Regions from separate parts of the Homo sapiens genome. Here region 2 is linked to region 1. A link is a loop called in an ENCODE intact Hi-C map of the cell type or tissue named here. Cell type or tissue: dorsolateral prefrontal cortex. All regions are shown on one strand. Links, peaks and the distances in the headings refer to the core of each region. The heading gives the core; the rest is flanking DNA. Region 1 overlaps CCDC57 (coiled-coil domain containing 57). Region 2 holds the start of NOTUM (notum, palmitoleoyl-protein carboxylesterase).

Region 1 (14,468 bases), core at 4,952-7,451:
TAGATGGATGGATGGATGGATGGATGGATGGATGGATGGATGGATGAATAGATAGGTGGGTGGATAGATGGGTGCGTGGATGGTAGATGGATGGATGGATGGGTGGGTGGGTAGATGGGTAGATGGATGGATGGATGGATGGTAGATGGATGGATGGGTGGATGGATACATGGATGGGTGGGTGAATGGATAAATGGGTGGGTGGATGGATGGATGGATGGATAGGTGGGTGGATGGATGGGTGGATGGGTGGGTGGGTGAATGGATGAATGGGTGGGTGGATGGATGGATGGATAGGTGGGTGGATGGATGGGTGAGTGGATGGGTAGATGGATGGATGGTTGGGTGGGTGGGTGGGTGGATGGATGGGTGGGTGGATACATGGATGGGTGGGTGGGTGAATGGATGAATGGGTGGGTGGATGGATGGATGGATAGATAGGTGGGTGGATGGATGGGTGGGTGGATGGTAGATGGATAGATGGATGGGTGGGTGAGTAGATGGATAGATGGATGGGTGGGTGGGTGAATAGATGAATGAGTGGGTGGATGGGTAGATGGATGGATGGTTGGGTGGGTGGGCAGACGGATGGGTGGATGGATACATGGATGGGTGGGTGGGTGAATGGGTGGGTGGATGGATGGATGGAAAGATAGGTGGGTGGATAGATGGTAGATGGATGGATGGGTGGGTGGGTGGATGGATGGGTGGGTGGGTAGATGGGTGGATGGACAGATGGATGGGTGGGTGGGATAAGTGGTTGGATGGTTGGATGGATGGATGGATGAACAGATAGGTGGGTGGATGGATGGGTGGGTGGGTGGATGGTAGATGGATGGATGTATGGGTGGGTGGGTAGATGGGTAGATGGATGAATGGATGGGTGGTGGATGGATGGTAGATGGATGGATGGGTGGGTGGACGGATGGTTGGGTGGGTGGATGGATGGATGGGTGGGTGGGTAGATGGATGGATGGGTAGATGGGATAAGTGGTTGCATGGATGGATGGATGGATGGATGGGTGGATGAATAAATAGGTGGGTGGATGGATGGGTGGGTGGATGGCGGATGGATGAGTGGGTGGATGAATGGATGGGTGGGTGGGTAGATGGGTAGATGGATGGATGGATGGATGGGGGGGGTGGGTGAATGGATGGATAGATGGATGGGTGGTTGGATAGATGGATGGATAGGTAGGTGGGTGGATGCATGGAGGAACAGATGGATGACTCACTGAAACACTCAGTCATAAAGCCAGTGCCCCTTGCCTTTCTTAGGAAGTCAGCTCCGGTGTCTGTGTCCAAGATGCCCAGCCTCCACCTCAGTCAGGAGACACTGCTGCCTTTACCTGGAGAAGTCTGCGGCCATCTTCGCTGCTCACCACAGAGCCGCACAGAAATGCCGGCTGCTTTGCTAACCTGCGGTGTTGTTCTCACAAATGCTGCCAGCGAAGTGGGTCCCCAGAGCGCCCGCAGCTAAGATGAGGTCCTGCTCTGTGCAGTGGCCTCCGACCAGGCCCCGCTCACAAGAGGGGCTTCTGTGCTCCTTCGGGCCTTCCTGAGAAGGCTGCGTCCAGAGCCCTCCCACTGACCCCAGGCGCACACCCAGAACCTGACCCGCACCCAGAACCAGGCGCACACCCAGAACCTGGCCCGCACCCAGAACCAGGCGCACACCCGGAACCTGACCCACACCCAGAACCAGGCGCACACCCAGAACCTGGCGCACACCCGGAACCAGGAGCACACCCAGAACCTGGCGCACACCCAGAACCAGGCACACACCCAGAACAAGGCCCACACCCAGAACCTGGCGCACATCCAGAACCAGGTGCACACTCAGAACCTGACCCGCACCCAGAACCAGGCGCACACCCAGAACCAGGCGCACACCCAGAACCTGGCACACACCCAGAATGTGACCCCCACCCAGAACCAGGCACACACTCAGAACCTGGTGCACACCCAGAACCTGACCCACACCCAGAACCAGGCGCACACCCAGAACCAGGCGCACACCCAGAACCTGACCCACACCCAGAACCAGGTGCACACCCAGAACCTGACCCGCACCTAGAACCAGGCGCACACCCAGAACCAGGCGCACACCCAGAACCAGGCGCACACTCAGAACCTGACCCGCACCCAGAACCAGGCGCACACCCAGAACCTGGTGCACACCCAGAACCAGGTGCACACTCAGAACCTGACCCGCACCCAGAACCAGGCGCACACCCAGAACCTGGTGCACACCCAGAACCAGGCGCACACCCAGAACCAGGCGCACACCCAGAACCTGACCCGCACCTAGAACCAGGCACACACCCAGAACCAGGCGCACACCCAGAACCTGGCACACACCCAGAACCTGACCCGCACCCAGAACCAGGCGCACACTCAGAACCTGGTGCACATCCAGAACCTGACCCACACCCAGAACCAGGCGCACACTCAGAACCTGACCCGCACCCAGAACCAAGCGCACACCCAGAACCTGGTGCACACCCAGAACCAGGAGCACACCCAGAACCAGGCGCACACCCAGAACCTGACCCGCACCTAGAACCAGGCACACACTCAGAACCAGGCGCACACCTAGAACCTGGCACACACCCAGAACCTGACCCGCACCCAGAACCAGGCGCACACTCAGAACCTGGTGCACACCCAGAACCTGACCCACACCCAGAACCAGGCGCACACTCAGAACCTGACCCGCACCCAGAACCAGGCGCACACCCAGAACCTGGTGCACACCCAGAACCTGACCCACACCCAGAACCTGACCCGCACCCAGAACCAGGCGCACACCCAGAACCAGGCGCACACCCAGAACCTGACCTGCACCTAGAACCAGGCACACACCCAGAACCAGGCACACACCCAGAACCTGGCACACACCCAGAACCTGGCGCACACCCAGAACCTGACCCGCACCCAGAACCAGGCGCACACTCAGAACCTGGTGCACACCCAGAACCTGACCCACACCCAGAACCAGGCGCACACCCAGAACCTGACCCGCACCTAGAACCAGGCGCACACCCAGAACCAGGCGCACACCCAGAACCAGGCGCACATCCAGAACCTGACCCACACCCAGAACCTGGCACACACCCAGAACCTGGCACACACCCAGAACCTGACCCGCACCCAGAACCAGGCGCATACCCAGAACCTGACCCGCACCCAGAACCAGATGCACACCCAGAACCAGGTGCACACCCAGAACCTGGCACACACCCAGAACCTGGCACACACCCAGAACCTGACCCACACCCAGAACCTGGCGCACCCCCAGAATCTGACCCACATCCAGAACCTGGTGCACCCCCAGAATCTGACCCACATCCAGAACCTGGCGCACACCCAGAACCAGGTGCACACCCAGAACCTGACCCACACTCAGGCCATGGCCTCCACTTCCCGGACTCACTTTCGGGTCGGCCCAGCTCTGCACGGAGCCTGTTCCCCATCTCGATGAGCTGCTCTTTCTCCAGGCGGAGGCTGATGATTTTTCTGGCTGCCTCCTTCAGCTTTCTCTGGAGTCGGTGCATAGATAAGGTCTGGGGGGCACGTGCCACTGACCGGAGGTGCAGGAAAAGCTCCCCCTGGTCCTCGGCCTCCATAGGCCCTCTCTTGGTGAGGCCCTGTAACAAAACTCACAGGCAGACACCCCTGTGAGGCTGCCCTCATGGGAGGACGCCAGGGGTGCCCACCCAAGGAGCCTCTTCACCTGCTCTTCCAGGGTGGGCACTGCTGGCTGTCACTGGGTGACATCCTTCCAAAAGAAAGACAAAAAGAGTCGCTGCTCCCAGTGCTTCAGTGGGTTCCTTCTCTTCCACAAATAGAATAAAGGCCCACAGATCTCCCAGGCCAGGGTGGCCCCCAGATCTCCCAGGCCCTCACAGCCCTCCGCCTCCTCCCCGCCATCCCTGCCTTCTGGTCATCTATGCCTTTGTGTCTTTCAAGTGAACACAAGGAGAATCTGAGGACACCCAACCAGCACAGCAGCTCCCCAGGGAGAGCAGAGAGAAGGCTGTGGCCTCCAGCAGTGCCCAGGACCCAGGAAGGCGGCCCAGGGAGAGCAGAGAGAAGGCTGTGGCCTCTAGCAGTGCCCAGGACCCAGGAGGACAGCTCCCGCCAGCGTGGCTTGGCCCTCCTCCACTCCTTGGGGTCCCTCCTTTCTCTACCTGCCAGCTGGACACCCCACAACCACCCTGCAGGCCGGCTGTGGCTTCCCTCCTGAAGCAGGTGCAGGGGGAGCACAAAGGCAGTGGAGAGGGAGGAGGCCGACACAGGGGCAGGAGCTGGCTGGGCTCCCCCTTAGCACCCCAAGCCTGGGTCAACCCTAGATCTGAGCCCCTGGGAAGCACTGTGTTGTCCTCACTCAGCCCAACCTGGACTTGCAGCCCACATCATTCCAGTGCTACAGAGTGCAATCCCAACACAAAGGGATGCCTGGACCAAAAATGGGGGCACAGGAAAAAGCAGTAGTGTCCAGGCCCTGGCAAGACGGGAGCCGACGACCTACTTCTCCCGTGCCACTCCTGGCCCCTGTAAGGAGCCAGGCTGCACCTGGCCCTGGCCACATGAGCTCCGAGTTCCTGGAACAGGCCAGCACACCCTGTCCCCGCCAGCTTCCTGGTGTGCCTTTCCAGGGCTGGCAGGTGCTGCTGCCTTCCAGGTGCTGCTGTTCTTTGGATGGCCTGGGGTGCAGCCACTGTATGCAGTGCCTCCGGGCATGTGCCGCAGGTTCATGTGGGACGCTCGGGGGCCGCGGGGGATGACACATCGAAGGGGAGAGATGTCTGCTTTCCTCTTGGACAGAGAAAGTTCTATGGTGCCGCAGGCCCCAGCTGAGGACGGGTGCAGGGCAGCCCCCATGAAGGCTCGCCACAGGCCTGAGCCCGAGTCCAGACTCGCTTCCTCCAGTAAGCGGGCCTCATGCCTGCTCCGTGAGCACCCTTGGCAAGTGTGGTGCAGAGGCTCACTCACCACCCTGGGAGAATAGACAGGAATGGGCTCTTGGGTGTGGGAGAGGCCAAGGCAGAGGGAGAGGAAGGGAGGCCTGTGCTGGTAAAACAGATTGCAGATGGCCTGGGGCTGGGGGAGAGGGGCCAGGCAGGTGAGACTCGCAAGTCCGGTTCTAAAACCCTGGATCCTCTACAGGAACACACTGGGTTATTTTGTTATTTTAACTGAAGAAAGAACAATCCCGAAAACAGATTTTGCAAACCTCAAAACACTTAGAGATTTAAGAGAAAATTCCGTCTTCAAAAGCAGTCCCCTCTCCCTGCAAAGTTACACCAGGCCCTGCGGCTGGTGCCAGGCTTGAGGGGCACTGAGGGGCCTTCTTGCTGTTGACCCCACAGGCAAAGGAAGGAGGGCATGGATCACAGGGCCCATGTCCTAGTCACGTGATTCTGCACACAGTGACCTGGGGGGCAGGGAGTGAACGATTCTACTTCTCTCGGATTCAGTTTCTGGTAAAATGTTATTTGGTAAAAGTTTATTTTGATGATTCTCTAAAATCTTTCCACAAAATAAGATTTCTACAGCCTGAGACATATTCAGGAATGTCTTCACCACTGTGTGCTCCAAGGGCTGCCCACCCCCAGCAGGGCAGCAGCAGCTGTCCACCCATCTGCCCCCACGCCTAGGACTGCCCCAGCACCCCACAGGTGAGGAGGAGATGTCTCCAAGTATCTGGACGATTCGAAGAAAATTCGAAGGAAACTTTGGTCTGCTGAAATGTCTTCACGTCCTGAGGACATGTATGAGTGAGTGACACAGGGAAGTCCTTCTCAGAGGCTGAGGCCTGGGCCTGGTACAGTGGGTTCCATCAGGCTGGGCCGGCGCTCACCGCCCCACACAGCCACTCCAACGCCTCTCGGCAGAGCCAGCACCAACACCATGGCCAACACTGCCCCCCAGTGGACCCAGGGATGTAACACATCCCCCAACTCAGCCCTGGCGGCCAGTGACTGGGGGAAGTTTTGTATTTTAAGGGCTAGAGGCAGCTGATGTGGGTGGTGCAGTCAGGGAAGCCCAAAGCCAGGCTGTGCGGCTCAGCCCAGTGGGACCTGCCTGGGAGCAGAGTGCCCCACTGTTGTCCACAGGCTCTCCCTCTGCCATGGGAGAAGTGGGAACACGTGCCTCCGCACACACCTGGTCCCAGCTTTGCAGACCTGGCTCCTTGGCTAGGGCCGTGGAAGGGGACCAGCTTTCGTCAGGAGTGCTGTGGGACAGTCCCTGGACCCCTGTGCACTTCCTCACCCACCCTGCACTGGCTTCCTGCACTACAGGAGGTAGGCTGGAGACGCAGTGCCGCGTCACACCTCAGTACTTGGGTGGGTGTACACAATACGTGACCTGGTCCGTGGCCCGTGTGCAAATGTCACCAACCGTCCAGATAACGCCCTGACGCCATCTCTCCTGTGCAGGGTCCAGGGTCCCACGTGGCATTTCTACACTGTCTCTCCTGTGCAGGGTCCATGGTCCCACATGGTGTTTCTACAGATGATGCCCTGACACCGTCTCTCCTGTGCAGGGTCCAGGGTCCCACGTGGTGTTTCTACGGATGATGCCCTGACGCCGTCTCTCCTGTGCAGGGTCCAGGGTCCCACGTGGCGTTTCTACGGATGATGACTTGATGCCCGTCTCTCCTGTACAGAGCCCAGGGTCCCACGTGGCGTTTCTACAGATGATGCCCTGACGCTGTCTCTCCTGTGCAGGGTCCAGGGTCCCACCTGGCATTTCTACATGGGGTCTCCCAGGTCTCCTAACTGGAGTGGCTCCCCAGCTTCCATGTTTGGGCACTCGCCAAGCATCTAGACCCGCTCATCTGCAGATGTCCCTCTGTTTGGGCTTGCCTGAGGTCTCCTCATGCATAAGCTCAGGTTCTGCATTTTTGGCAGGGACCCCGAGCGCGAGTCTGTGCCGTCTCAGTGCGACCCGCCCAGAGGCGCGTGACACGGGCGCATCCCAGCACTGGCGATGGGAGCTCTGATCACTCGGGTCAGCTGGGGTCAAACAGGCTGCTCCACTGGAAAGCCAGCATTTCCCTTGGAAATAAGAAGTCACGTGTGGGGAGATGCTGCTTCGCATCCGTCTGATGGGAATCCCTCTGGTTCAGCACCCATCCGTGGTCGCCCGGCGCGCCGTTCCTGTCGCGTTCCTTGGCTGGCACTCTCGCGTGGAAGAGTGCCCCGTTCCCCTGACCGATCTGTCCATTGCTATCAGCCTGGACCCATGATTTCCTGGTTGAGTCAGTGGATTGTGGTCTTCAACGTCACTGCCTATTGGCCTAGTTCTGGTCCTTGGGGACCCCTTTCAGCTGCTTCCTGTGCCTTCCGAACCTGCCTCCATGCTAGAGCCCGGGCTCCTGTGAGCAGGGCAGGAACCATGGAACTAGCGCCTGGAACTGTGGAACTGGCATCTGCTGTGGCTGAGTCCGGGCTGTGGGCCCTCTCAGGACAGAGCTGGGATCAGATGCACATGCAGCTCTACCCACTTCTCTCTATACCCAACATAACGGACACATTGATCCTCTACCTGAGGGTCCAGCCCCAACATGGCCCCTTCTCCGTCTGGGCTCCTTTCCCAGCAGCAAGCAGCAAGGACCTGGGCCCGCCCTCGTCTCCAGGAGCTCAGCCATGCTGCTTGGCAGAGGACAGAGCCCAGGTGGGCCTCGCCTGGGTGGAGAGCCCGGCCACAGGATGCTCAGACCCAGGAGGAGCCTGGAGCCCGACTGTCGCCTCCATGCATGTAGACACAGAGCCTGGAGTGTATGCCCCGCCTGTGCCTTAGCTCCAATAACTGGGATTGGGCTGCAGGTGGCTTCATCTCTCAATTTAAAATTCTGCTTATTTGGGCCAGGCACAGTGGGCCACTGTGCCTATAATCCCACCTGTAATCCCACCACTTTGGGGGACTGAGGCAGGCAGATCACTTGAAACCAGGAGTTTGAGACCAGCCTGGCCAACATGGTGAAACCCTGTCTCTACTGAAAACACAAAAATTGGCCGGGCGTGGTGCACCTGTAATCCCAGCTACTCAGGGGGCTGAGGCGGGAGAATTGCTTGAACCCGGGAGGAGGAGGTTGCAGTGAGCCAAGATAGCGCCAGTGCACTCCAGATTGGGCGACAGTGTGAGACTCTGTCTCAAAAAAAAAAAAGAAAGAAAAAATTCTGCTTATTTGTATAAATTCTTGCCCCTTCATTCTAAACAAGTGGGAAGACAGTGAACTACGCAAGGGCCAACAGTGAGAGCTCCTGGGGCCCCTTGCTGCCCAAGGAGGCGCCCGCCCGTGTCCGGGAACACATGGCGCTCAGGTGGGTGGGAGATGTGTGGGGGTACAGACATGCTTACCCCTGGCTGTGCTGCCAGCTGGCCCAAGGGCCACAGCCCCCACCGGGCAGGAGCCACCCTGGAGTGGCTGGACTGGGAGCCCAGGAGGGCTAGGGTGCTGGAGACCCCTGAGGACAAGACCTCCTTACCAACAGGTACAGGGGCAGGTGCAGCTCAATATCTTACCGACCAGCTCAGCCCTTCCTGTGCGCACTGGCTGAGCACCTGCTAGGGCCTCAGGCTCCCTCGGCCTTCCCATACCTGCCCTGTTGTACCCCTGAGGCATCCTTATGGTCTTGCCCATCCCATGCCAAGGCAGCTCTGGCCTGCTCCTCACTGTCCTGGAGCCTGAGACAGCCACGGCCGCATCTTCCTCAGTCCACTCTATTCCAGCCTGAGTCCCTGGGGATCTGCTCCCCAAGCACGGTGCCCTGGGGATCCACGCTGTCTTCCACTTTGTGCTTTCCAGACATCATCTACTGTCCCCAAAACCTTCTGTGGATTCATAGGTCACTATTGGTAACTATAGGTTACCACAGGTCATAGGTCACTACAGTTATCCCAGTTACCAACAGTCTAGGGTACGAAGTCAGGGAGGCCGGGCAGCCTGTCCTTCACAGCCTTTCCCTCTGGCCTTAGGTAGGAAGAAGGGGGCCCTGCTGGTCGGCTCTGCCAAGCTGCAGAATCAGGACCTGGGGTCGTCTCCACAGCTCAGAGCTGTGGCTCAAACCCAGCCATGGAGTTGGGGGTCACTCCCTCGGGGCCAAGGGCCTGACCAAAACCAGGATAGGAGTGCCATGGCCTGGAGCAGCTGTGTGGCTCTGAACGCAGCAGTGAGGGCCATGTGGGCCCCTCCCCACGCAGGGAGGGCCCAACGCTAGGCATGGGGCAGGCATGGCTGTGCACGCAGACGCCCCCTCAGCAGGCCGTCAAGGCCCTGCATTAAAGCAAACATGAGCCACCTTCAGTGTGTGCGTTTCCAACACAAGATGCTGTTAGCTGAAGGGAGGACTGGGATGGGCCCGTCCCGCCCCCCACCAACGGGGCATCAAGGTGAAGGACCAGGAGAAGAGGAGGCGTGTGGAGGAAGAAGGCGGAGGAATGGGGAGAGGGGGTGGAGCAGGGCCCACTTCCAGGCACGGCCTTCACTGCAGCCCTCGTCCCACCTGAGCTCCCAGGGCATACAGACAGCAACGCTGGCAGAGCACAGGCAAGGACGGTTTCTGTGGCAGGAACCTCGGCGGGTGGCAGGAGGAGCTAGCGGGCACCCACCTCTCTCCCAAGGGCCACGGCGTCCGAGGCTGGGGGCTGCTTCCTGCCTGAAGGCTCCGCTCCCCCGTGCTGGGCTATCCTGAGATGCTTCCCCAGCTCAGCCACCTGCTTCCGCAGCTCCAAAACCTCCAGGTGTACCTGGTCCACCTCACGGGGAAGCTCACGCTGGAGAGCGGCCGGCTCCAGGGGTTCCCGCAGCACCTAGGGGTCATTTCAAAGGCAGTGTGAGGAATGAGGCAGTGGCTGGGCTGGAGCAGGCCCCTGGGCACTGACAGGAAGCGCTGTGAGTGCCGGGAAAGAACGGGGAGCCCGGGGTCAGGGCCTCCTCCCCAGCTGGATGCAACTGCCCTCAGCCCTCTGCCCCCAACCACGGCCACTGCTCCTCCTGCCCCGCCCAGCTGGCCCTGGCAGTTCCCCTGTGCCCTGCTCTGGACTCCTAGGCTGGTGGGGAGAATCCGTGCATGGACTGAGGCAGAGCGCCTCGAAACCCCTTCCTGAGCCTCCTCCCAGGGAGAAACAAAGGCCTCCAGAATTGCAAGTAACCGGTAGGAGGTGTTGATTTTTCTTTTCTGCTAATCAAAGGGGGCAGACATGGGGAGGCCAGAGGTAAACAGGCCAGGAAGTCGGAGGGCTGAGGCTATTGAAAGGCAGGTGGATAGGCTGGGTGCGGTGGCTCACGCCTATAATCCCAGTGCCTTGGGAGGCCGAGGAGGGTGGATCACGAGGTCAGGAGATCGAGACCATCCTGGCCAACATGGTGAAACCCCATCTCTACTAAAAAATAAAAAAAATTAGCCGGGCATGGCGGTGGGTGCCTGTGGTCCCAGCTACTTGGGAGGCTGAGGCAGGAGAATGGCATGAACCCGGGAGGTGGAGCTTGCAGTGAGCCAAGATCGCGCCAGTGTACTCCAGCCTGGGCGACAGAGCGAGACTCCATTTCAAAAAAAAAAAAAAAAAAGCTTGTATTAATTTTTATTTATTTACTTATTTTATTCAGACGGCATCTTAGTTGGTTGCTTAGGCTGGTCTCAAACTCCTGGGCTCAAGCGATCCTTCTGCCTCAGCCTCCCAAAGTGTTGGGATTACACGTGTGAGCCACCGCATCCAGCCTATTTCTATTTTTAGAGACAGGGTCTTGCTCTTCGCCCAAGCTGGGGCAGAGTGGCGCGATCGTGGCTCGCCGCAGCCTCAACCATCTGGGCTCAAGCAACCCTCCCACTGGGCTCAAGTAATCCTCAGCCTCCTGAGTAGCTGGGACTACAGACGCACCACCATGCTTGGCTAATTATTTCAGTTTTTATTACAGATGGGGTCTTGCTGTGTTGCCCAGGCTGATTTCAAACTGCTGAGCTCAAATAATCCTCCCACCTCACCATTCCAAAGTGTGGGGATTACAGGCATGCACCACCGTGCCCAGCCTTGTTTAGTTTTTGTAGGGACAAGGTCTCCCTATGTTGCCCAGGCTGGTCTCAAACTCCTGGGCTCAAGTGATCTTCCTGCCTCAGACTCCCAAAGTGTTGAGATTACAGGTGTGTACCACCGTGCCCAGCCTAAAAGCTGTATTTAAATGTTTATTTCTTGTCTGTAGCATTTGTGCGGGAAATGGGGGAAACAGCAACTGCAAAGCATCGGGGATCTGGAGCCCCTTCACGGGCACATGGATCTTCAACTCCCTCGACTGGAGCCCCTCACGTGTACATGGATCTTCAACTGCCTCGACAGAAATGGAAAAGTGGCCAAGTTCCTCTCCATTGCAACAACAAGGACACACTTCCAATCAAGGCGAGGCGTTAGGCATCAGCAGAAAATGAGAGGTATGAGGGTAACGCACATGTTAATTAGCCTCATTTAGCCCTTCCAGTGTGGGCATGTTTCAAAACATCATGTCGCATACCATAGAGATATACAATTTATATTTGTCATTTTCTTTTTTTTTTTTTTTGAGACGGAGTCTTGCTCTGTCGCCCAGGCTGGAGTGCAGTAGCGCGATCTCAGCTCACTGCAACCTCCGCCTCCCGGGTTCAAGCAATTGCCTTGCCTCAGCCTCCCGAGTAGCTGGGATTACAGGCACGCACCACCACACCCGGCTCATCTTTTGTATTTTAGTAGACACAGAGTTCATCATGTTGGCCAAGATGGTCTCAATCTCCTGACCTGGTGATCTGCCCATCTTGGACTCCCAAGGTGCTGGGATTACAGGCGTGAGCCACCTCGCCTGGCCATATTTGCCATTTTCAATCAATCCATCAAACATCTTAGGAAGATTAAAAAAAAAAAGCATCCAATTTCTGGAGCACTGTGCACTCCCTGGGCAGATGGGAAATCTGGAATACTTTGTTTCTAGAGAGATGTTCTGCGTTAGAGAAGAAGCAGAGGCTGCAGGGAAGGCGTGGTTTATGTATTTACAATGCGAGAGGACATGTGGAAGTTCCCTTGTTATGTCGCCTCACAAGGAATAAAAGCAACAGGATGAGGACAGCATGACTCAGAAGCACAAGCAACAGGAGACATGATCAACAGGACTGGATCAAAACTGGAAACATTCGGTGTCCTTCAAAGGACACCATCAGGAAAGTGAAAAGACAGGCCAGGTGCAGTGACTCATACCTGTAATGCCAGCACTTTGGGAGGCAGACAGGCCAGGTGCAGTGGCTCATACCTGTAATCTCAGCACTTTGGGAGGCAGACAGGCCAGGTGCAGTGGCTCATACCTGTAATCCCAGCACTTTGGGAGGCACACAGGCCAGGTGCAGTGGCTCATACCTGTAATGCCAGCACTTTGGGAGGCAGACAGGCCAGGTGCAGTGGCTCATACCTGTAATCCCAGCACTTTGGGAGGCAGACAGGCCAGGTGCAGTGGCTCATACCTGTAATCCTAGCACTTTGGGAGGCAGAGGTGGGAAGATCACCTGAGGTGAGGAGTTCGATACCAGCCTGGCCAACATGGTAAAACCCCATCTCTACCAAAAATACAAAAATTAGCAGGCGTGGTGGCTCATGCCTGTAATCCCAGCTACTTGGGAGGCTGAGGCAGGAGAATTCCTTGAACCCGGGAGGCGGAGGTTGCAGTCAGCCGAGATCACGCCATTGCACTCCAGCCTGGGCGACACAGCAAGACTCTGTCTCAAAAAAAAAAAAAAAAAAAAAAAAAGAGAAAGTGAAAAGACAAACCACAGAATGGGAGAAAAATGTAGCAAATCATATATCTAATAAGGGACTTGTATCTGGAATATAAAAAGAATTCTTACAACTCAAATAAAAAGACAACCCAATTAAAACTGGGCAAGGGATCCACACGGATGTTTCTCCAAAGAAGACAAATGGCTCAAATGGCTGACCAAGACGCACATGAGACGATGCTCGACACCAGGAGTCATCAGGAAAATGCAAATCAAAACCACAGCGAGGCCCCACTTCACTCCCACCAGGATGCCTAGCATCACAGCCAGAAAACAGCTAGTGTTGGTGGGGATGGGGGAACCGGAACCCTCACACAGTGCTGGTGGAGGTAAAATCGTGTGGCTGCTGGGGAAAACAGTGCGGTGGCTCCTCAGAGGGTTAAACACAGAGTTAATGTCTGGGGAAAACAGCACGGTGGCTCCTCAAAGGGTTCAACACAGGGTGACCGTCTGACAGAGCAATTCCGCTCCCAGGTGTACACCCAGGAGAACTGAACTCTGCATAAGTCCACACAGGAACTTACACAGGAACATTCACAGCAGCATTATGCACAATCCAAACAGCGGAAACAACCCAAATGTTGAGTGCATGAATGATAAACAAAATGTGATTCCTCCATACAATGGAATATGTCAGCCATGGGAAGGAATGACGTTCTGACATATGCAGAGCTGAACCCTGAAAACATTCTACTCAATGAAAGAAGCCGGGCACAAAAGGACAACTACCATAGGACTGTGTTAATATGAGGTCCCTACAGTAGACAAATTGATTGTGACGGGGGTGGAATACTTACTAGAAGCTGGGAAGCAGGGAAGGGGTGACACTGCTGTGTGGTTATTGTACCGAGCTTCTATCTGGGGTGGGGAGAAAAGCTCCGGTAATAGTGAGAATGTTTATGCGACATTGTGAATGTGCTTAATGCCACTGAAAGGTACACTTTAAAATGGCCAAAATGAATAGTGAGAATGTTTATACGACATTGTGAATGTGCTTAATGCCACTGAAAGGTACACTTTAAAATGGCCAAAATGGTAAACTTTGTTATATATTAATGAATTTTACCACAATTAAAAAAATTTTTTTTTTGAGATGGAGTTTCGCTCCTGTTGCCCAAGCTAGAGTACAATGGCACAATCTCGGCTCACTGCAACCTCCGCCTCCTGGGTTCAAGCGATTCTCCCACCTCAGCCTCCCAAGTAGCTGGGACTATGGGTACCCGCCACCACTCCCGGCTAATTTTTTGTATTTTATAGAGATGGGGTTTCACCATGTTGGCCAGGCTGGTCTCGAACTCCTGACCTCAGGAGTGGGGTGATCCGCCCACCTCGGCCTCCCAAAGTGCTGGGATTACAGGTGTGAGCCCCCATGCCTGGCCACACAATTTTTTAAAGTAAAAGCCAAAACGATGTTAGGAATATGTAGCAGTCAAACCGAGGTAGTGACCCCAGCCCCATGGGAAACAGGGTGGGCTCGCTGCTGGATGCAGATACTGGTCCCAGCAGGAGTAGGACCCGACCCCCAAAAGGCAAGGGCCCAGGAGGTTGAAAAGAACAGCGCTTGCCGGGGCCCTAGTATCTCAGATGAAGTGTGGCTCAACACTGACATGGAGCACATGCGTCCGGTTGACCAGGACCCCTCTGAGCGGGCAGGTGGCATCGGGC
Region 2 (14,468 bases), core at 4,603-7,102, 190 kb before region 1:
ATACAGCTGTTGGTACAAGTGGCTCTGGCACCCCTATAAGGAAATCCCACCCCTAGAAGCGCCAAGAAGAGGCCCATGGGAGGCCAAGTGCGGTTGGGGAGCATGTGGACTTTTGAAGTTGATGTCATGGACGCAAGCTGCCCGGAGCAGGGACACTGACCTCCGGATGATGATCTCATGGGAGAGGCAGGCGGGGGCAAAGCTGGCCCTGTTGGAGAGGAGACAGTGGCTTGTGAGCTCCTTACCCCCTCAGCCCCTTTTCCACCCCCACTCCCCTAGAGCTGTCCCCCGCCTGGCCATCACCCCTTCCTGTTGCTATGGCTGCCAGCTGTTCCTCTGGCCCGGGCCTCCCCCTAGTTGGCCAGCTCCCGGCTGACCCTTATCGCTTTGTGCCTCAAATCCCTGCTCAGAGTCCACCTCTTCCAGGCAGGCCCTCCCAGGTGATGGCAAGAGGCTGCCCTAGACAGGCAAATATTCTGCTACTATCTAGAACTCTATTTTCATTTTATTTTGAGTCGGGGTCTGGCTCTATCGCCCCAGCTGGAGTGTAGTGGTACAATCGAAGCTTGCTTGCCTCCCACAGGCAAGGTTAGCTCACTGTAACCTTGAACTCCTGGGCTCAAGGGATCCTCCTGCCTCAGCCTCCTGAGTAGCTGGGATTACAGGTGATGCCACCATGCCTGGATAATTTCTGTATGTGCAGTAGAGACACGGTTTCACCATGTTGCCCTGGCTGGTCTTAGACTCCTGGCCTCCAGCAATCCTGCTGCCTCGGCCTCCCAAAGGGGTGGGATTATAGGCGTGAGCCAGTGTGCCAGGCCCAAGACCGATCTCGATCTCTCTCTCTCTCTCTCTCTCTCTCTCCTCTCTCTCTTTCTCTCTCTCTCTATATATGTATTTTTTGAGACAGAGTCTTACTCCGTCACCCAGGCTGGAGTGCAGTGGCACAATCTCAGCTCACTGCAACCTCCACCTCCCAGTTCAAGTGATTCTCCTGCCTCAGCCTCTTGAGTAGCTGGGATTACAGGCGCCTGCCACTACACCGGACTAATTTTTTGCATATTTTGTGGAGATAGGGTTTTGCCATGTTGGCCAGGCTGGTCTCGCACTCCTGACCTCAGGTGATCCACCTGCATGGGCCTCCCAAAGTGCTGGGATTATAGGTGTGAGTCACTGCGCCCGGCCTACAAGACCTCTATTTTTTTTTGTTCTGGTTTTTCTTCTTTTGTTTTCTCAGGACCTCTATTTTTAAATAAGGAGGGAGCTACCCGGCGTGGGGCTCCCGGGGCCCACACACTCACGGCACGTCCTTGAGTGTGTGGCGCAGCTCGCGGCCGAGGTTCTGGATGTACAGCCGCAGGCCCTCCTGCACCGGCTGCCCCGTCAGGTGCACGTTGTCCACCGTCAGCTGTGCCTCGTCAAACAGCCACTGCACCACGAACACAGGGCCTGCGGGCGGCGGGGCTCAGTTCGGCCTCCCCTGACCCCCGCTGCTGCCCCCACCCCAGGCTCACAGCTCAGCACCCCCAGGCCCCTGCAGTGCCCCCACCCCAGGCTCAGAGCTCAGCACCCCCAGGCCCCTGCAGTGCCCCCCACCCCAGGCTCAGAGCTCAGCACCCCCAGGCCCCTGCAGTGCCCCCCACCCCAGGCTCAGAGTTCAGCACCCCCAGGCCCCTGCAGTGTCCCCCACCCCAGGCTCAGAGCTCAGCACCCCCAGGCCCCTGCAGTGCCCCCCATCCCAGGCTCAGAGCTCAGCACCCCCCAGGCCCCTGCAGTGCCCCCTATCCCAGGCTCAGAGCTCAGCACCCCCAGGTCCCCGCTGCTGCCCCCGACCCCAGGCAGAGCTCAGCACCCTCCCAGGCCCCCTGCAGTGCTGCTGAGGCTCACAGGCCAGCTAGCCTTGGCCCAACTCTCCCCAGGGGTGTCAGTCATAGGCCCCCACAGAATGTGGCTTCCTTCTTTCAAACCAGCCTTTTTATAATCCACAGCTTCATAACTAAATCAATAACTAAATCAACAACTAAATCAATAAACTGCCTTTCCTTGAAGACGGGCTCTGTTTAACCCCTCCATGACCTTGGCCTGGTTCTCAGCGACTCCACTTTCACCTAAATATGGTGATGATGCCCTTGCATATAACCTCACCATTCCTCAGAGCGTGGGGCTGGGGAGGAACTAGCCCAGGACCCTGCAGCAGGGAGGGGCAGCATGGGGATGAGCTCCAAAGCACACTAGCCACCGGTATAGGCAGGGTGACCACCTGTCCCACTTTGCCTGGGACTGAGGGGTGTCAGTGCTGAGGGCAGGCAAGTCCCAGGCATGCCGCAGCGACTAGGCCCCCTGGCACACAGCCGGCCTCCTCCCTGGTACACAGCCGGCCTCCTCCCTGGTACACAGCCGGCCTCCTCCCTGGTACACAGCCGGACTCCTCCCTGGACCAGGGCCGTGGTCTCCAAGCCCAGCCCAGAAGACTGGAGTCCACGCTGGATTTTCAGAAGCAAGGAAGTGTGGCCACCCCTGCTGCCCTGTGTGCTCCGCTCTGCCGCCCACTCACAGCGCAGGGTCGGGTAGACCTTGTAGCCAAAGAAGCAGTTCCACTCCTCGCCCTCCTGGAACTGGCGTCGGCAGCGCTCCGGGACCACCCCGTTCCAGTACCTGGAGCCACAGCCACAGGTTAGGCTGCCGTGGGTCTCGTCCCCCGGGGCTCCCCACCCACAGATGCCACTCCACCCAGGCCCTTCTGGGGCAAAGCTGCAGCACGAGGACGGGCCCTCCCCGCTGCGGCACCTGATGCCACGGCGGATGGCCTCCGTGGGCGCGCACGTGATCGTGTCGACGCAGTCTGTGTGGCGATACTGCTTGTTGTCCAGGAACCAGCCGGAGTCAGCCAGGCCTCGCACCTGGATGGCTGGGTAGCCCAGCTTCTCCAGCTGCTCAGCCACACGGTCCACATTCAGGAGCACCCCGGTGCCCCCCGCGCTGCAAGGAGGGCCAGACGTGAGGCCAGGTGGCTGGGAAGAGGCACTCACCTCCCCCGAGTCTGCTCAGCGTCAGCCCGTGCCCCGAGGGGGGCAGGAGTCCTGATGCGTTCTGAACTGCGGATGCATTCTGCATTCTCTGTTCACGTGCAAGACCCATGGCCGTCCCCTCCAGAGCAGGCCAGGGCTCAGGCTGGCAGGCCACATTTCCCTGACACAGCCAGGCTCTCCCCTTCCTCCTCCCCTTCCTCTCTCTGTCTCTTTACCTCAGGTTCCTTATCTGAAAATGAAGATAAACTATGTGGCCTCAGGCCCCATCATCTATTCCCCATTTGTCTCCTGGTCTCCTGTATGCCTGCTGGGATACAGGAACCCACAGGGGTGATCCTCATCTACCGGGCCCTGGAGAAGGAGCATTAGTCCATGGCCAACCCCTAACCAACGACTTAGGTCCCTGCAGCCCAAACCTTCCCCTATATCCAACAACCATGGCGTCCAGAAGCATCCTCTGGACAGTGTCTGGTTACCCAGCACTCTGAAGCCAGGCCTCAGAGACGTCTCCAATGATGCGGGTTCTCCCAGCTCCAGCCTCTCACCCTCCTAGCCACCTGCCAAGATCTGCACAGGCTCCACTCCATCCTCGCCTCTCATACAACCCCACCCCACACCCCTTCCATGCACCCTGCACACCGTCCTCACCCCTCACCTCCAGCCCTGCCCCGCCCTGCCCACCTGCTCCCGGCCAGCAGCAGCACCTTGGCCCCGCTCAGCCCTCTGCCCAGAAGCTCCCGCACCACCTCCTGGATGATGAGGGCGCCCATGAAGGCGTACTCGTCTGCAAGAGGGAGGGGGTGGCCTCAGGTAGGGGCCTGGACAGAGAGAACCACCTCCTACCCCAGAATGGCTGGCAGAGAAGTTCTTGCCCCACTGGGGGACTGGGAGGAATCTTCTGAGAAGGGGTCAGGGGCTTGGGTGGACTGGAGGAAGGCGGGTGCACCAGGCCATGCTGGGGCCTCCTCCCCAGGGAATATTCAGAAATAAGGACCTCCTACAGTTGTGGACAAGCAGGCAGTGGGAGCATGGGGCAGGCACCCTGGGACATACTGTCAAGGGCTTTGAAAGCACGACAAGGCTGAGAGTCAGCTTTTCCCCAGAACCCCTGCCGTCCCGCCTCATCCCTGCCCTGCCGTCCTGCCTCCTCCCTGCCCTGCCATCCGGCCCCGTCCCTGCCCTGCCATGCCCTGGGAAGGCCGAGACTCACTCTTCTCAGACTTGGATGAAGCCCCGCTCCAAACATCACTGGAGCAGTAGGGGATGAAGCTGCAACACAGAACAGAGTGAGCCTGTCACAGCGCCTGCCGCCCGGCAGCCTCCAGAAAGGACCCCCAGAACAGGACCCTCAGAAAAGACCATCCCAGGACAGGATTCCCCTGGAAGGACCATCCCAGGATAGAACTTCCCCTCAAGAAAGACCTCCAGCGTAATACTCCTCAGGAAGAACCAACCCAGGACAGGACCCTTTCCAGGAAAGACCAACTCAGGACAGGACCCCCCAGGAAAGAAGGACCATCCCAGGACAGGATCCCCCTGGAAGGACCATCCCAGGAGAGGACCCTGCCAGGAAGGACCATCTCAGGATAGACCCCTCCCCACCAGGAAGGACCATCCCAGGACAGGACCTCCTCCCCACCACGAAAGAAACACCTCCAGAACCCCTCTAGGACAGGACCTCCCCAAAAGAACCATCCAGAACAGGACCCCCAGGAAAGACCATTTCAGAATATGACTTCCCAAGGAAGGACCCCCCGGGAAGAACCACCCTCCAGGCAGGACTCCCAGGCAAGACCCTGTGCCCCCTTACACCATGTTTGCGTTCCACCAGTAGGGGTTCTCCTCCGGCTGTGAGGACAGGATCCCTGTGCCTGGGGACACAGAGGCGGTGGGTCTTTCTAGCGGGAGGAGGCTGTGTAGGGTCGGGTCTGGGAACCCTGGTGAGGTGTTGGGGCTCCTACTTGGCCCCAGGAAGGGAGGTGTGCTGGTGTTGCTAGCCCGAACCAAGGTTGCCGGGAAAGTGGAGGACAGTTGGGTTTAGTTACCCCCGGGAAGCCACCATGGCCACGGTGCCCGGCTAGGCTGGACACCAGGTCTGACCTTGACTTCAACCCCTTGCCCTGCTTTGACCCTGGGGAGGGCCAGAGCCGCTGGGTAAGCGCCTGAATGCTAATGTGGAATGGGCCCCAAAAGGCAAGAGTGAAGGGCGCCCCTTGCTCTTAGTAAACCCGGGCGCCAGGCTGGGCATGATGTGCGGGGTGGGGGCCTGGCTGGGGCTCCAGGAGGCGGGCGCGGCTTCCTCCCGGGCCTCACGTCGAGACGCCTTCCCCAGGGCCCGCCGCTGACCTGTGCGAGTGCGCGGCCAGTCCCGGGAGCTCATGAGGCGCCGCATGGTGTCGTATCTGGAGTCGCAGTTCTCGCGGTTGAAGCAGTACCAGCCGCCTGCGGACACGACCGCCGCTCAGGCCCGCGCGCACAGACCCCCGGCCTCCCCCCGCCTCAGCCCTGGACGCACCTTCCAGGAAGAGGAGCCACCGCCGGCTGCCCCTGGACTCCTTCAGGTAGTAGCTGCGGGGGAGGACGCACCGCGGGGGGTCGGCCAGGGCTGCCGACCCGCCGCGCCCCGCGCGCCCAGCTCCGGCGGAGGGAACGCGCCACCTGTTCCGGCCGCGCGCGACGGTCGCACGGGGGCGCCCTCGGCCAGGCCCACGGGGAGCTCAGGGACGGCGGCGGTCCCGGGAGGTGGCGCTCGCGGGGCGGGGAACGGGCCGCGCGGGGCTGTGGTCCGTGGAAAATCCCCACGTTCCGCCCGGCGCGGGTCCCGCTGTCACCTCGGCGCGGGCGGCGGTCCTCCCGGGGCGCGCGGCGGCGCTTGAAGCGTGAAACGCGTCCGCACTGAAGGAGCGCGCTTGGCGGGGGAACGGGACGCCGCGGGGAGCGCGGGAGGCGCGGGCGGCACCGACCCGGCGGGGGAGCCTTCCTGCCGAGCCCCGACCCCACGCCCAAGTCTCCCGCTGTCCCCGGCTGTCCTCGGCCTGTTGAGCGCGTGGGCGGCCCCGCCGCTCCCCGACCCCCGACCTCACGTCTTTTATCTACTTCGGGGCTGCAAGGAGGTGGGCAGCGGGCCTCTCCCCGCCCCCCGGTGTCGCCGGTTCCCGCTGGAGCCAGGCGCGCTCTCGGGCTGCCATCTCCCCGCCCCGGGACCGAAGGACGCCAGCAGAGCGGCTGGGCCCAGAGGCCGAGGGGTCAGTGCCCGAGCTGGCCGGGGACCAGCCCTTCCAGCGCCGCTCCGCTCCCCACGCGGAGAGTCACCGAACCGGGCACTCCTCGGGGCCAGGACCGCGGGGCGCCCGACGGAAGCCCTTTCTCCCCGGGGAGAGAACGGCCGCGGCCCGCAGGGAAGGTCCAGCCGGAGACCGGGCGCGTCGGGCGGGGCGGGGAGGTGCAGGGCGCGGGCCTTACCCGGCGGGGCTGCCGTCGTTGCAGGTCACCGAGGTGTTGAGTAGGAGGTGCAGGCGCAGGTCCTCGTTGAGCTGCTGCGCGGAGCAGGGGTACAGGGACTGCGCCAGGCTCTTGACTTGCGCCATGAAGCTGTCCATGTTACCCTCCACGGCCGTGAAGTCCAGCGGGAAGCTCTCCACGGGCTGTCCGGCCGCCGGCGCCGCCTCGGTCCGCGGGGGAGGAGGCGGCTGCTGACCCCGGCGCCGCCAGGTCTTCCTGCCCTCGCTGCCCCCGGCGCAGTGCAGCAGGCTCAGCAGCAGCAGCACGCGCACCCCTCGGCCCATGGCCGCGTCCACCTGCGGGGAGCGGGCGGCCTTGAGGCGGCGGCGGCGGCGGCGGGGGATGCCGGGCCGGGGGTGCCGGGCCGGGGGTGTCGGGGGCACTGGCCGCTCCTGCTCCCTCGCCCCCGCTCCCGCCCGCCGGGCCTGGCGGAGAAGGCGCGCGCGGCTCGGCGTCGAGGCGCTCGGGGCCGGGTGCCGTCGGCCTCCGCAGCTGGGGCTCCGCGCCCGGCCGTCCGAGGGCAGCGCAGGGTCTGGGTGCGCTGGCTGCGGCCCGCGCCAATGAGCGGCGGGGGCCGAGGCTGGGCTTATTTGCGGGGGCCGCGGCGGCCCGGGTGCCCGCGCGTTAGATGTGCCGCCGCCGCCGCCCGGGCTCGGCGGAGGGGGGAGGGGGCCGCGCTCGCTCTTTTCTTGGCGGAGGCATCGCCTTTTCTTCCCAAACCGCAAGCCTGACGGAGGGGCCTGGACTACCCCGCCGCGGCCGCCGGAGGCGCTCCCGGCCCGGCTCCGTGGGGGGGCAGCGCGGCCGGGCGGCCCCGGCGGCTCCATTCACCGCGGCCAGCCCGGCGCCGCCGCCCCCCCCCGCGGGGCAGCTGGAAGGGGCGGCGGCGACGGGGAGGGGCGAGGCTTTTCCGCGCCTGCCGGGGTGGGGGGCGGGGAACTCCGCCCGCGGCGCAGCTGGCCGAGCCCGACGGGCTGGGGGCGCGGGGCAGGCGCGCTCACCTGGAGCCGCCAGTGTCCCTCTCATCCCCCAGTGCCCAGGCCCAGAGCAGGCCGTGGGGGATTCGGACCCCGGCCCGCATCGCCCCACCTCGCGCAGCCCTGGGGCCCCGCTCTCACCGCGGCCAGCGCGGGCGGCCCAGTGGCCCCGTCCTCTCAGCGCCCCTGGCCCTGCGCCGTCCCGCTGGTGCGCCCGGCTCGGCTGCGCTCCCCCTCTGGCGCTGGCGCGGAGCCGCCAGGGACTTTTATCCAGCAGGGCCCCCCGGGATCAAAGCGGCGGCGGACACAGGGCTTCCAGCCGAGGGCCCGGCAGCAGTGGCGCCGGGGCCTCCTGGAGAAGCGGACAGGTGGGGCGCGAGGTCCTGGCTCCCTCGGAGACCTGCGGGAGGGACCGCGCGCCCCAGCAAGGCGCCGCGGGGGAGTCGCTCAGTTCCGGGGCGCTCCTGCTGGCGCTGGGGTCAGAGAAGCAGCTACGACTTAAGGAGATCGCGGGGCCAGAGGTGAGGTCCTGGATCTCCGCCCGCCCCAGCCTGGCTGCTGGCCCCATGCCGAGGACCCCCCAAGAACCTGCCCCAGCCGCCACTGGGGGAGGAGGCCAAGGGTCCAGTGGCTGCCCGCTAGGCCTCTGCTTGCGGCCCTTCATGCCACGAAGGGCACCTGCCCCATGCTTCACCTTGGAGAGCACCCCTGTCCACTCCCGAGGCTCTGGGCAGTGGGGTTAGAACAAGGTTCCTGTGGGAAATCAGTACTGGAGCAGGGTGGACAGGAGGGGTTCAGGAGGTTTCCTGCTGGGGTGAGCGCGGGTGGGATGGACAAAAGAAAGGAAAGGACATACGCAGGGCCAGCGGGGCCGGGCAGACTTTCTCCTTCACCCTCCGGTCTGAAGCCTGCTGGGCGCCATGACACCCATTTTAAAAATAGGAAACAGGTCTTACGTTTCAGGACAACCAGGTCTTACATTTCAGGACAACGATCTAGACACAAGCAGAGCTTCCAGAGCCCCTCCTAATTCAGGACAGTGGGGAGCCTACGGCACCACGTGGGGCAGGAGAGCAGAGGCGCAGGGCGGTGCCTGCAGCCAGGATGCCCCCGAGCCGCCGGCCGGGGCCATGTGGACGTCCTCCTTGCCAGCCCCGGGCTGAGTGAGGAGCTTAGGGAGAAAGTCCCAGCGCCGCCTGCACCCGCAGACAGCCGAGTTACCTGGGCTCTTGTGAAACAGAGAGACCAAACGCTGGGAGCTGTTGCCCCGCGCATTCGATGGGTGTAAGGCACCCCAGTGTAAACCACAAGGCCTAAGATCAGGCTGGGGTGCCCTGGAGGTCAGCCTAACCTGGGGACATTCTCAGAGGGAGGCAGGCTGTCACAAACTCAGGTCCCTCTCCCCACAGGGCAGGTTGCAGCATTTTCCTGACGAGGGGAACTGAGGTTCAGGGACACTAACAGAAGAGCTGAGGCTCACCCTTAGCTCTCTGCTCACTCAGAAATCCCCCCTGCTGTCCCTCCGCCGTCGGGTCAGTTTAAAAGCCAAGTGTGGGGCTGGCCAAGGGCAGTAGCTTCAGACGCAGGTCCCATCCTGAGGCGTTCTCCCACCCACACCCCGGCGGGGAAGGCTGACCCAGGGCAGATTTCAGCGTCCAGCAGGAACCTGTCCGGAGGAGGCCTCTCCCGCCGGGCACCTGTTATTCCAAGTCCGGAGCGTGATGGCATCTTCCAGCTGGCTGCACAGGGTTGATCTTCACACCGCCCTGGCTCTGAGCCATCTCCTGGTGCAGTATGGACATCCCAGGGAAGGCCTGTGACCTTTCCTTATGCCTGTGCTTCCTCTCATTTATTTATTTATTTATCTTTTTGAGACAGAGTCTTGCTCTGTCACCCAGGCTAGAGAGCATGACGTGATCTCGGCTCACTGCAACCTCTGCCTTTCGGGTTCCAGCAATTCTCCTGCCTCAGTTTCCCGAGTAGCTGGGACTACAGGCGTGTCCCATCACGCCTGCCTAACTTTTTTGTATTTTTAGTAGAGACGGGGTTTCACCGTGTTAGCCAGGATGGTCTCAGTCTCCTGACCTCGTGATCCGCCCACCTTGGCCTCCCGAAGTGCTGCGATTACAGGTGTGAGCCACGGTGCCCCGCCGCTTCCTCTCCTTTAAAGCGGGGTGATAACAGTGCCTCTGTCAGAGGGCTGTTGTGGGATTATAAGAGCCCACTTGTGAAATTGCGCGGTAGGGGTGGCAGTCATGATCACCGATGAAAATTCCAGGACGGGAGAAGACCATGTGCGTTACAGTTTCTGACGTCTCCTGTAATGCGATGGAGCCTGCATGTTGAACCGAAATGAGTTCACATTTTGGTTTATTCAACACTGGTAGCAGACGCCAGAAGAGGCTCAAACCCAAGACTTCCCCAGAACCTCTGCCCTTCCTCCACCTCCCCCCATTCCCCTCTCCTCCGAAGCCCCTTGCCGTGACCGGATGACTGACAAGGCTGCAGTCCTACGGCCGGGGACGGGGCTCCCGAGGCTCAGCAGCTGCTCACACCCATGTCCTCCTCTTGACTCACACCGACTGGCTCTGTCCTCACACTTCCCCAGCCCCTGGGACAGCTTTATCCTCTGCACCTGGGACTCCCCACCCGGAGTTTTGAGCACCCAGAGCCTGGCAGCAGCTCCCGTGGCGGGTCCTATGGGCCAGCAGGTGCTGGGCCTTTGCTTCCAGGCCACCTGCATCAAGATGGGACCAACCTGGCCCTGACAGGTATAAGAAAGGGGGACCCAGGTCCATCAGTAATGGGTCAGATGCTACCTCATGCCCACTAAGATGACCACGATCAAAACACAGAAACTAACAAGCGTGGGTGCAGCCGCGGTGACACAGAAGCCCCAGAGCATCGCTGTGGGGATGGACAGTGCAGTGGCCACGTCCCTCACCATGGAAAACGGTTTGGTGGCTCCTCAGTATGTTACACAAAACACGTGACCCAGCAGGCCCACTCCCAGGGATACACCCAGAGAATTGAAGACAAGTGTTCAAACAAAAACTGGCTCATGAATGTTCACAGCAGGACTAGTCACAGTAGCCAAAAGGCGGAAAACAGCCCCAAAGTCCATCAGCAGATGAGTGGGTAAACACAATGGAACACAGCCATACAACGGAATATATTCTAGCCGTAAAACAAACGAAGTTCTGACATATGCTGCACTGTGGGTGAATCTTGAGAATATCAGCCAAGTGACATGAACTGGACACTGAAGGGCACATGCGGTATGAGTCCATTCATTTCGAGTGTCCAGAAGAGGCAACTTCATAGAGATAGAAAGTCCGCTGGTGGTTTCCAGGAGATGGAGAGAAACAGGGAGTGATTACTAATGGGTACAGGATTTCTTTTTTTCTTTTGTTTTTTTGTAAGACAGAATCTTGCTCTGTCACCCAGGCTGGAATGCAGTGATGTGATCTCGGCTCGCTGCAACTTCCGACTCTAAGGCTCCAACAATTCTCCTACATAGCTGGGATTACAGGTGTGCACCACCATGCCCAGCTAATTTTTGTATTTTTAGTAGACATGGGGTTTCACCATGTTGATCAGCTGGTCTCTGACCTCAGGTGATCCACCCACCTCGGCCTCCCAAAGTGCTGGGATTATAGGCGTGAGCCACTGTGCCCAGCTGGTACGGGGTTTCTTTTTGGGGTGATTAAAATGTTCTAAAATGGATTGTGGTAATGGTTGCACAATTTTCTGAATGTACTCTGTCATGTGATTAGATTTTTTTTTTTTTTTTTTTGAGATGGAGTTTTACTCTTGTTGCCCAGACTGGAGTGCAATGGCTCGATCTCAGCTCACTGCAACCTCTCCCTCCCGGGTTCAAGCGATTCTCCTGCCTCAGACTCCTGAGTAACTGGAATTACAGACATGCGCCACCAGGCTCAGCTAATTTTTTTTTTTTTTTGTATTAAGTAGAGACGGGGTTTCACCATGTTAGGCTGATCTCGAACTCCTGACCTCAGGTGATCCACCTGCCTTGGCCTCCCAAAGTGCTGGGATTACAGGCATGAGCCATGGCACCCACCCTGATATTTTAAAGTAGTTAGTTCTGACTGGGCACGGTGGCTCACGCCTGTAATCCCAGCACTTTGGGAAGTCCTGGAAGAAGGATTGCTTGAGCCCAGGGGTTCGAGACCAGCCTGGGCAGCACAGCAAGATCCCGCTTCCATCTAAAAGAATCAGTGGGTAAGACCAACAACGATCAGGCTGGGCACAGGGCACCAGGTGGCGGGGATGAGGCCTGAGGCCCCGTGAGCGGAGTGGCCAGCTTGGGGTGGAGTGGGCCGGCTCCTCTCTAGAAACCTTCCTGGCAGGTAGGGTGTTTCAGAACCCTCCTTTTGCATGTTAGACAGATATCCACTTTGTCTGCACCAGAGCGGATGGGTTAGGACAGCCAAGTACCGGCTGCTGCGGGGCCTGCAGTTGCGTCTCAGGTTCCTCGTCTGTAAAACGGGATGAGAACAGCACCTGCCTCACAGAGTCCGCGTGAACATCAAAGGTGCAGGATGTTTGGGGGCTCCGCTCGGCGTCTCCGGCGATGACCATGTGATAAATGACAGTTATGCTGCCCAGGCGTCGTGGGATTGCAGGCGATCCCCCAGGGACCAAGGTTGACTGCGAGGGCAGACATGGGGGCCTGGCGACGAGAGCACCACAGTGCCCATCCCAGGCTGCATGGTTGCGTGTGGTGTCCCTCACAGGGTGTGCCCTTCTCTGCTTCCCTGGCCCTGCCCCATCCCCACTGTCCTGTTCAGGGAGGACCATACAGGGTTCCCCAGGCTCCCATTCAGGTGGCGCCGGGGCTTCTGACTGAGCCTAGACTCTGTGTGCCCCGCGGCAGGAAAGCTGGGGAAACGAAGGCCCAGAGGGGACTCTGTGCTTCAGGAGAGGCACCCCGAGACAGGACGGGGTGAGGGTTCTGTTCACCGCCTTCCCCTGGGGAGGGAGCTGGGGATGCACAGGTGGTTCTGAGTCAATCCGCCGGGGTCACGGCTGTGCTGGGGGGCCGGAGCCCCCCCCCTGGGAAAAAGGGGTCAAGACAGCACATTTCAGGAAGCAAGGGCCCAAGCTGGCGGGCAGGCGCAGTCGGAGAGGGAGGAAGGTGTGATGGAGGGCAGCTGGCGGTACAGGGGTCCCCTCGAGACCTCGCGTGGGGCCCTGGAACTTGGTGATATGAGCGTCCAGCACACAGCATGTCAGGCAGCCCCAGACCCGGCTTCCTTGTCCATACTGGAGGCGGCTCCCTGCCGCACATCCCGGGCCCCTCCCCCCAGGGCCTTGAGCGCCAGGGCCGCTCTGGGCTCCAGCTGCTGCCAGCCGTCTGGGGCCCAGCTGTTGTGTGCTGGCCTCGGCCGCCCCGCCCCGCCTGGCCACCTGGGCTGCCCTGCGCCCCAGCTGCTGGCCTCTGAGGCCCAAGTGAGCAGGGAAGTGAGGCGGGCCACCCGCTTCCCCATGTGGCTGGCTGTTGGGGGAGGCCGCCGCTTCCCCCTTGGCTGGCTCTTGGGGGAGGCCCTGCTCTCCAACCGGCTCAGAGTGGGGGAGGTGCCGAGGCCAGGCGGTGCCGTCGCAGAGCATGGCCCCTTTTTGGTTTCCCCCAACCTCCTTTTCTGGTCACCCCATCCATCAGAAGGACCCTTCTTGGCCTCATATCCTGGGACCTTGATGAGCCAAGTCCCTTGTCAGGAGCTGCTGTGGCTCTCGCCCAGGTCCTTGGAGGGGCGAGGGGGGCCCCTGGGCGGGGCGGCTGCTCCTGGGCTTGGTGTTGGGGCTGCCCTCTCCCTGGCCCCAGTGCCTGGGAGTGAGTGGCCTCTGGATTCCCTGGTGGAAAGGATCGGCCTTGCCCTAGGATGTCCTTCACCCAGGTGAGAGCTCCTAGAGCCCAGCGGGGAGGCCGAGGCTGTCATTTTTGGACCCAGGTATTTGGCGGGATCTGCCCCTCTTGGCACCCCTGCAGCTGAGCTCCGCCCCATCCCGCCTCCTCCCTACGGCTTCACCCGGCTGGTGCCAACATGCAGCCTACTGGGCTAACCATGGAGTGGCAGGGCCACCAGGGAAAGGCCACCCTCCAAAGCTGGGGGAGGAAGGGCATGGGGATGGGGGAGTCCCAGCTCATCAGTGGAGATGCCGCCTCTTGGGACATCACGCAGACAGTGTGTGGCTCCTTCCTGGACAGGTGAGGGAGGCTGGAGGTCAGGCTCCCGGGTGCCAAGGGGAGGGGCAGAGAGGCTGGTCCTTTGCCCTCCCAGCTGCCAGGCTCCACCGCCCTCACGAGCTGCAGGCCGCGGCCCCCACCCGTCCAGCCTGCTGGTCCCCACGCTCCTGCTCCTGCCGCAACAGCGGCAGCAGGCCAGGGAGGCCATGTGACCTTCGCTCGCCCTCCCTCCCTCCCTGTGATCCCCACGTGGCCTCTGGGGAGGCAGAAACAAACCCTCAGATCTTGCCACTGGGAACCTTTCAGCGCCAGCGACATCAAAGAGGGGCGGCGGCGGCGGGGGCGGCCGGCGGATGCTTCTCTTAAAGGGCCACGCCACTTTTAATTCAAAGCAGATCCTGGGAGCAGCTGTCTAGCTGCTGTCTGGGAGGGAAGGTGGCAGCCGAGCCCTCTCCAGACCTGGCTGCAGTTGCTCCTTAGAACTAGTTCAACCAGGCTGGGTGCGGTGGCTCAAGCCTGTAATCCCAGCACTTTGGGAGGCCAAAGCAGGGAAAACACGTGAGGTCGGAAGTTCGAGACCAGCCTGGCCAACATGGTGAAACCCTGTCTGCTAAAAACACAAAAATCATTACAGAAAGAAAACTCATGGGATGAAAAAAAAAAAAAAAATCAGCCAGGCATGGTGGTGGCGCGTGCCTGTAATCCCAGCTACTTGGGATGTTGAGGCACGAGAATTCCTTTAACCCAGGAGAT

Evidence for each region. A loop is a pair of places that touch in the nucleus more often than their neighbours do. Peaks named below come from ENCODE experiments on the same cell type or tissue, not always from the same donor. Only the 100,000 strongest peaks of a DNase experiment are listed, where the experiment ranks them.
Region 2: a loop joins it to region 1, with 4 times the contacts of the local background. A loop is called at or near these places in 62 of 110 quality-filtered maps.

Annotation. Positions count from the first base shown.
Region 1 is chr17:82,148,124-82,162,591 of GRCh38, forward strand. It overlaps CCDC57 (coiled-coil domain containing 57), which reads right to left. Exons shown (of 19, transcript NM_001394669.1): 14 at 9,625-9,825; 15 at 3,437-3,650. Among named protein-coding and RNA genes, the nearest start is that of FASN, 57 kb to the left of the region's middle. RefSeq lists enhancers at 1,686-1,745, 11,970-12,264. In dorsolateral prefrontal cortex, for the core only: CTCF peaks have their summits at 5,937 (motif pointing left) and 6,147; a DNase peak (open chromatin) is centred at 5,928.
Region 2 is chr17:81,954,096-81,968,563 of GRCh38, forward strand. It overlaps NOTUM (notum, palmitoleoyl-protein carboxylesterase), which reads right to left and starts at 7,092. Exons shown (of 11, transcript NM_178493.6): 1 at 6,492-7,092; 2 at 5,545-5,597; 3 at 5,376-5,471; 4 at 4,840-4,900; 5 at 4,240-4,298; 6 at 3,711-3,813; 7 at 2,788-2,979; 8 at 2,555-2,655; 9 at 1,302-1,449; 10 at 161-208. The coding sequence starts at 6,814. LOC124904087 (a long non-coding RNA gene) reads left to right here and starts at 13,338. Exons shown (of 2, transcript XR_007065951.1): 1 at 13,338-13,425. RefSeq lists enhancers at 2,388-2,972, 2,973-3,556, 5,240-5,802, 5,803-6,365, 13,192-13,769 and silencers at 5,579-5,918, 5,949-6,028, 6,295-6,438, 12,789-13,028, 13,689-13,848 and 1 more. In dorsolateral prefrontal cortex, for the core only: a CTCF peak has its summit at 5,757 (motif pointing right); a DNase peak (open chromatin) is centred at 5,756; H3K4me3 peaks cover 1,316 bases; H3K27me3 peaks cover 1,961 bases.